2 separate regions of the Mus musculus genome follow, and region 2 is linked to region 1. The links are chromatin loops, found by intact Hi-C in ENCODE. Cell type or tissue: left cerebral cortex. All regions are shown on one strand. Links, peaks and the distances in the headings refer to the core of each region. The heading gives the core; the rest is flanking DNA.

Region 1 (2,900 bases), core at 241-2,740:
CCCCATCATTCGCTAGGAGCTTGGCTCAGGTAGAAATGAGGAGTTCCTCATTATGTTCCCTGGCTGGACATCTGCCTTAATAGAGCAGAGATCTCCAGAAGGCTGGAGGAGAGCAGATTTAATGTCTGGATTCCCTCACCATAGGGTAAGGGTTAGCTACAGGAGACAAGCAGGTGTCCAAGCTGCATATCTCCAAGTCCTTAGCAGGGTGACCTCCACAGGACTCGGGCGGCTTGACCCATTCCTTACAGCACCTGCTTCACCCTTGATTCTAGGAGGGGCTCTCAAAATTCTGTTAGAAAGAAACTGAGATTGAGAGCAGCCTGGAGCTTTCCACAAACAGTCGACATACTTTTCCTCAGGCTTGCAGAACAGGGCTCTGGAAGCCTAGGCCCAGTTTGCCTGGGCCACAGACAGGGGCACTGTGGGTGGGGGGTGTTCAACTAATGCTCCCCTCTAGAAATCCTCTAGCTTCCTTCTACCCACTCGACTGTGGGGGCCCCTGGGCTCTCAACACCTTCCCAACCTGCCCACACTCACAAAGCCATGCTTGTCAGAAATGTTGTTGGTCAGCTTCAGTTTGTGGAAGGCCACAGGCTTGGCCATCCACTGTTCCCCTGTGGCCGGACTGTCCGGGTGGATGTACATGCGTTTAGGCATCTCGGGGTCGGCTTTGCCTGCCACCATCCAGCGGGAGTTGTGAAACTTATAGCGGCAGTCATCGGCAGCCACGATGTCCATTAGCAGGATGTATTTGGCTTTCTTGTCCAGGCCGCTGACTCGCACCTTGAAGGGGGGGAACATCCGCCTCGGAGGGAGGGAAGGGGGACATGCCATTGGGACCCGGCTCTTTTTTGTCCCTTTACCTTCCCGACAATGACATGACATCCTACTTGAAGCTTCCCTATCTACATAATTTGTCACAATGTCCTCCACTTGTGCTGTGTTGCTACCTGGAAAGACCCAGCCTGTGCTTCTTACTCCCAAGACATCCTATTTCTGCCGGCCAGAGCCTGTTTTGTAAAGCTTTGGATGCGTTTTGCACTCAGTCTGGAGACCTTTCCTCCACTCTGATCTAAGATGAGGGTTGATGCCCAGGAAAGGAAACTAGGCCCTTTAGAGATACACTAGGCTTTTCTGAATTGCCTTGAAATTCGTAGAGAGGAAATAAACTCTTGGGACAGGGCTTGAAGAAATAAACTATCAAGGTCTTTGTCTGGGAGAAACGATTTAGAGGCTTAATCAGGGAACCCTAGCCTAGAATTTCGGGGGAACAGGGTGAACCTGAGGCCTGGACTTTCAGAGACTGGAGTGCTGGGAAGATTGGGGATTTTATTTTTCTTCTGGCTTTAAGGCCTCAAGAGGTGGCTGGTCCAGTGCTCCAAGCTCCAAGGACAAGCAAGACTCTCTCCAAGGCCTAGCTGTGGGCTGGACAACTCTCTGCCGGAACCAAGTGGTCAGCCTGGAGCTAGCAGGAGGCGGGATGCTAGTCCCACTATGGACTCCAGTGATCAGAGCGGAGAATCCGGGAAAGATCCCTTTTCTTAGGAACTTCCAGACCGTCCAGGAGACGGAAAAAACAAAAACAAAAACAAAACAAAACAAAACAAAACAAAACAAAAAAAAAACAGTGAGACCGCAAGGGGCTGTGGAGACCCGCCAGAGTCTCCGGGGCTTTGAGACTCAGAACAGTTGGGACTATTCTTTAGGAACGTGTTTTCGTTTTATTTCAATCGAGAGATGTTTGCTTTTCTTTTTCTTTTTTAATTCGCTCCGGAGCCAAACGGAAAAAAAAAAAAGTCAGCTTGCTTGTCTGTGGAAAGGAGTGTGGCGCCAGGGCCGGAGCGGGGGCAATCCGAGAGAGCATCGACCCAGTGGTGGTGGGTGCTGTGCGGTCCCCGAGCCCGCCCGCCCGGCCCGTCCTACCTCCCGGACTTGGTGATGACCATCTCGGTGCCCAGCTTGTGGAACTGGTCCCACAGCTCCTTGGCCTCCAGCGTCACCTTGGGGTCGTCCTCCACCTCGTCCTCGGGTTCCAGGCTCTTGAGCGAGCGCAGATGCGCGGCGGGCGGGTGCGGGCCGAGTGCCGAGACGTGCAGCCCCGCCTCGGCCGCCGCCGCCGCCGCTGCTGCCGCGGCCGCCGCCCCCGCCAGGCCCGGGTCCGGCAGAGGCTTGCCTAGCGCGCCGGGCGGCAGCGCTAGCGCCGGGAAGAAGGAGGGCTGCGCTGCCGCCAGGAAGGCGGACATGGGGAAGTCGGCGGGCCGTGGCGCGTGGAACGGGTGGTAAGCCATGGCGCTGGCTGCCAGCGCCGGCTCTCTCATCGGGACATCCGGCCCAGGCTCCTGGGAGCCGGGGCCGGGGCCGGGGGCGCGCGCCTCGGACCCCCGGCCCGGGCGGCGGCGCGCGCGGAGGACGGACGGCCCGGGCGGCGGGCGCGGCAGCGGCTTCTCCCGGCTCCCCGTCCCGCGCACCTCAAGGGGCGCAGGGCTCTGGACGCGGGGGCGGAGGGGGCGCTGCGCGGGGCTGGGCTGGGCTGGGCTGGGCTGGGCTGGCCGGCTCCGGCGCCGGGGACCACGCGCGACTGGTTAGATCTTGTCCTGATCTCTGGAAAACTGTGACTATCTCACATGTCCTGCCCTGTTCGGATCCCCTGCGCTAACGAGCCAGGCCCCCCTTGATTGCTGATTTTACGCTTTTTGGACCAATTGTGGGTCTCCGGGGGCGGGGTTTTGACAGCTCAGGCCAAGCTCTGGACGGGAGGGGAGGCCAGGGAGAAGGTGTCGGAAGCCTCAGCAGTAAGAAAACATGTCAACAGAATAAAATATTAACCAATGACGGGCCAGCGGGCCCCGAGACCCCTCCCCCTGGCCTGGCCCCCACCTCGCCGCCCGCGCCCGCCG
Region 2 (2,900 bases), core at 163-2,662, 57 kb before region 1:
GGGACCCCCTGCACCTGTGCACCGTGCACACAACACAAAACAAGCCCTGGTTTCTTTTGAAACGAAATTTTGTCAAGTGCTTTATGGGCAGCTGAGTGATGTGGGACCTTTTCTCTTGTGGGTGAAATGGAAGCAGGTAGAGACCGCTATGGCTCTTATCTGAGGGTTGCACAGATGGAAACAGTTGAGTTGGTAAGAGAACACTCTTCCTACATTCTAGTCTGACTTCATAACTCTGTTCCTTGATGGTTTACCATCTTCTTTCTCCAAACAACAATTCTGAGGGAATGGACGTTTCTCATCTAACTTGTCCCTAGAGACCAAAACCAAGTGTATGGATGCAGAAAGGGCTGAGGACCAACAAGTTTCCTAAACCTTAACTCTCCTGTGTCTGTAGCCTTCTCCTTCACCTGACAACTGCTCTATTGGGCCACTACTGTCCCATGTCAGAAACTGCAGCACAGCCAATGTCTGCTTTACACACACTCACAGGCATGTGACTACTGGAGCATAGCATACACATACACACACACACACACACACACACACACACACACACACTGCTCTGTCTTTCTCTTCTCACCCTCTCCTCCCTCTTCTCTCCCACAGACACTAGTGCATTTTAAAGATGTTTCCACTTTATAAATCACCCTTCCCTGGCAGCCGCTGAGAGCTAGGGAGGTTCCCCAGCAACACACAGAACCGCCGGCGCCTTCCCCTAGGCTGAGGAGGGTGTTGCCCTGGGATAAGTATATTGGGGTTCACGCAGCTACCAAAAAGTTAGGGCAATTGAGACACACAACCTCATCATCCCTTCTATCAGCGGAAAGCAGATCAGGCCAGAGAAATTCACCGGAGGGCAAGCATCCCAGCAGGTGGCCCCTGGGCTGTGGCTGCCCTTATTTGCATCAGCTTTTGCCATCAGCATAATATAGCCTTTCTTTTTGAGCCTTCACAACCTCCTCCCCACTCCCGGGTCCTCAGAAGGTGTAAAAACACTTGAGGGCCCTGACCGCTGCTGTAGGGTGTGGTGCGGGGATTCCAGTGGCAGATAAATTTCCCAGTGATCCCCAGACCAGCAACCCGGAGGACCCCAGCCCCTTCAGATCCTCCTGGCTCCCACCTCCGCCCTCCACCTCCGCCCTGCCTGTGTCACTCTCCCCGGGTGACCTGCCCACCTGCCGCCCTCCCCACGGCACGCTCCCCGGCTGACCTGCCGGCCTTGGTGATGATCATCTCCGTGCCTGCCTCGTGGAACTTCTTCCACAGCTCCTTCTCATGCAGCCCCACCTTGATGTTCTCGATGGTCTGGGGATGGGAGGGAGGGAAACTGGTCTGTCTAGCTGGCCCACGGCTGGGCTCCACGCGGAGCCTGCATAGACCAACCAAGCGTGCAGATCTTGCCTGCCCCAGAGCCCACTCCTCAAGATTTCGTTTCACAAAATTATTTTGAACCGTTGGCGAATTGGAAGTCAGATTCAAACTCCCTCCTTTGGGGCTTCACCTACGGATAGGCCTACAGAGGAGTAGAGGCGACACTGCTGGCCCGAGGGACACCGAAAAAGGCTCGGAAGGTGTAGGTTGTGGTCGTGTGCAGGGTAGCGGCTCCAAAGCCGCCTCGGTGCCGCTTCTATGGCCTTCCTGTCTGTCTCCCTCCCTGGCTTTCGCCCTCTCGGGGTCCTCAGAGCTGGACATTGGTTTGGGTTCGTCCCCTGAAGCAAAGATCTCCCTACCTGGGCTGCGGCAGAGTCAGCCCCGAGGGTTGGAGGTGAGAAGGGCTCTCCCTCGAAAGCAAGACCCATGCCCCGTAGAGAATTTAAGAGCCAATAGACTCTGACCCCAGGAGTCCAGTCTGCGATCCAGGACGGGTCCAGCACAAGCAGACAGCCCAATGGCCTTACCTGCTCCGCGGCGGCAGCGGCGGCGGCGGCGACGTCGGCGCCCTGGCCCGGTGGGCTGCTGAGCGCTGCTCCACTAAGGCCCGGCGTGGCCAGCGCGGGTTCGGGGGCGTTGGTGGTGCTAGTGTTGCTGGCCTCCCCGAGAGCTGGGCCCGGGGCCCTGAAGGCCTCCTCGCTCTCGGACAGGCCCTTATCCTGCAGCATCTCCTGCGGGCACAGCACACGCCGAGTTACTCGGCCAGATCCACACTGGCTAGAGGCCCTGTGGCCCTGTGAAGAGTCCCCCAGGCTTTGAGTGGGCACCCCTGCACACGTGGACCCCGCCCCCTTCTGAGCTGGGGGAGGGAGCATGCTGGAGGGCAGGACACTAGCCTCCTCCCTTCAGGTTCTGGACCGGGGAGGGTCTACGTGCAGTTTAAGGTCTGACTGCCCCCAAGGCTTGGGGCTGTATGAGGAGTAGGTCTTGAAGAAAGACCGCCTTCTAGGCATGGTCTCAGCTCGTTCGGGGTCCCTCCCTCTTTCAACTACAGTCTAAGGCCTGGGTCTTCTTGTCCATTCAGAAATAGCTAGGGTCTCACTTTTGGCCCAGGGTATCCAGGACACTCCTGGGACTTACAGGAGAGGAGACCTAGGCCTGAAATTAGGAACCGGGTTCCTGCAGCCCCATATCCGAGGGCCCCAACCCCAAACTGTGGTGCTTCAGGCCTGCTTATTCCAGGTTCTCGGAATAAGGCTTCTAACCTCACACCACATTCTCCTCAGCCAAGAAGCGCCCTCTCTCTTGGGGTCCCTCTGATCCAGACCCTGAACTCTGCCAGGGGGCTCCCCAACCTGTCCTCACATTCGCACAAGCTGGCTCACACATTCCCTCTTTAATTCCAAAAAAGAAATCTTCCTTGGGCCAAAGGATTCAAAACCTTGTTAGCTAACCACTAGTCCAGTAAGGCAGGTCCATTTCACAGAGTCTGGCCTTGCCTCAGGGCACAGCTAAAATTTCCCCTA

What was found. Peaks named below come from ENCODE experiments on the same cell type or tissue, not always from the same donor. Only the 100,000 strongest peaks of a DNase experiment are listed, where the experiment ranks them.
Region 2: a loop joins it to region 1, with 5 times the contacts of the local background. A loop is called at or near these places in 10 of 42 quality-filtered maps.

Annotation. Positions count from the first base shown.
Region 1 is chr11:85,832,528-85,835,427 of GRCm38, reverse strand. Tbx2 (T-box 2) reads right to left here and starts at 2,813. Exons shown (of 7, transcript NM_009324.2): 1 at 1,927-2,813; 2 at 541-808. The coding sequence starts at 2,321. RefSeq lists a promoter at 2,288-2,900. In left cerebral cortex, for the core only: no CTCF peak of the experiment used is centred there; a DNase peak (open chromatin) is centred at 1,380.
Region 2 is chr11:85,889,265-85,892,164 of GRCm38, reverse strand. It overlaps Tbx4 (T-box 4), which reads right to left. Exons shown (of 9, transcript NM_011536.3): 2 at 1,902-2,105; 3 at 1,214-1,308. The coding sequence starts at 2,102. Among named protein-coding and RNA genes, the nearest start is that of Tbx4, 4.3 kb to the right of the region's middle. RefSeq lists an enhancer at 1-826. In left cerebral cortex, for the core only: no CTCF peak of the experiment used is centred there; a DNase peak (open chromatin) is centred at 1,434.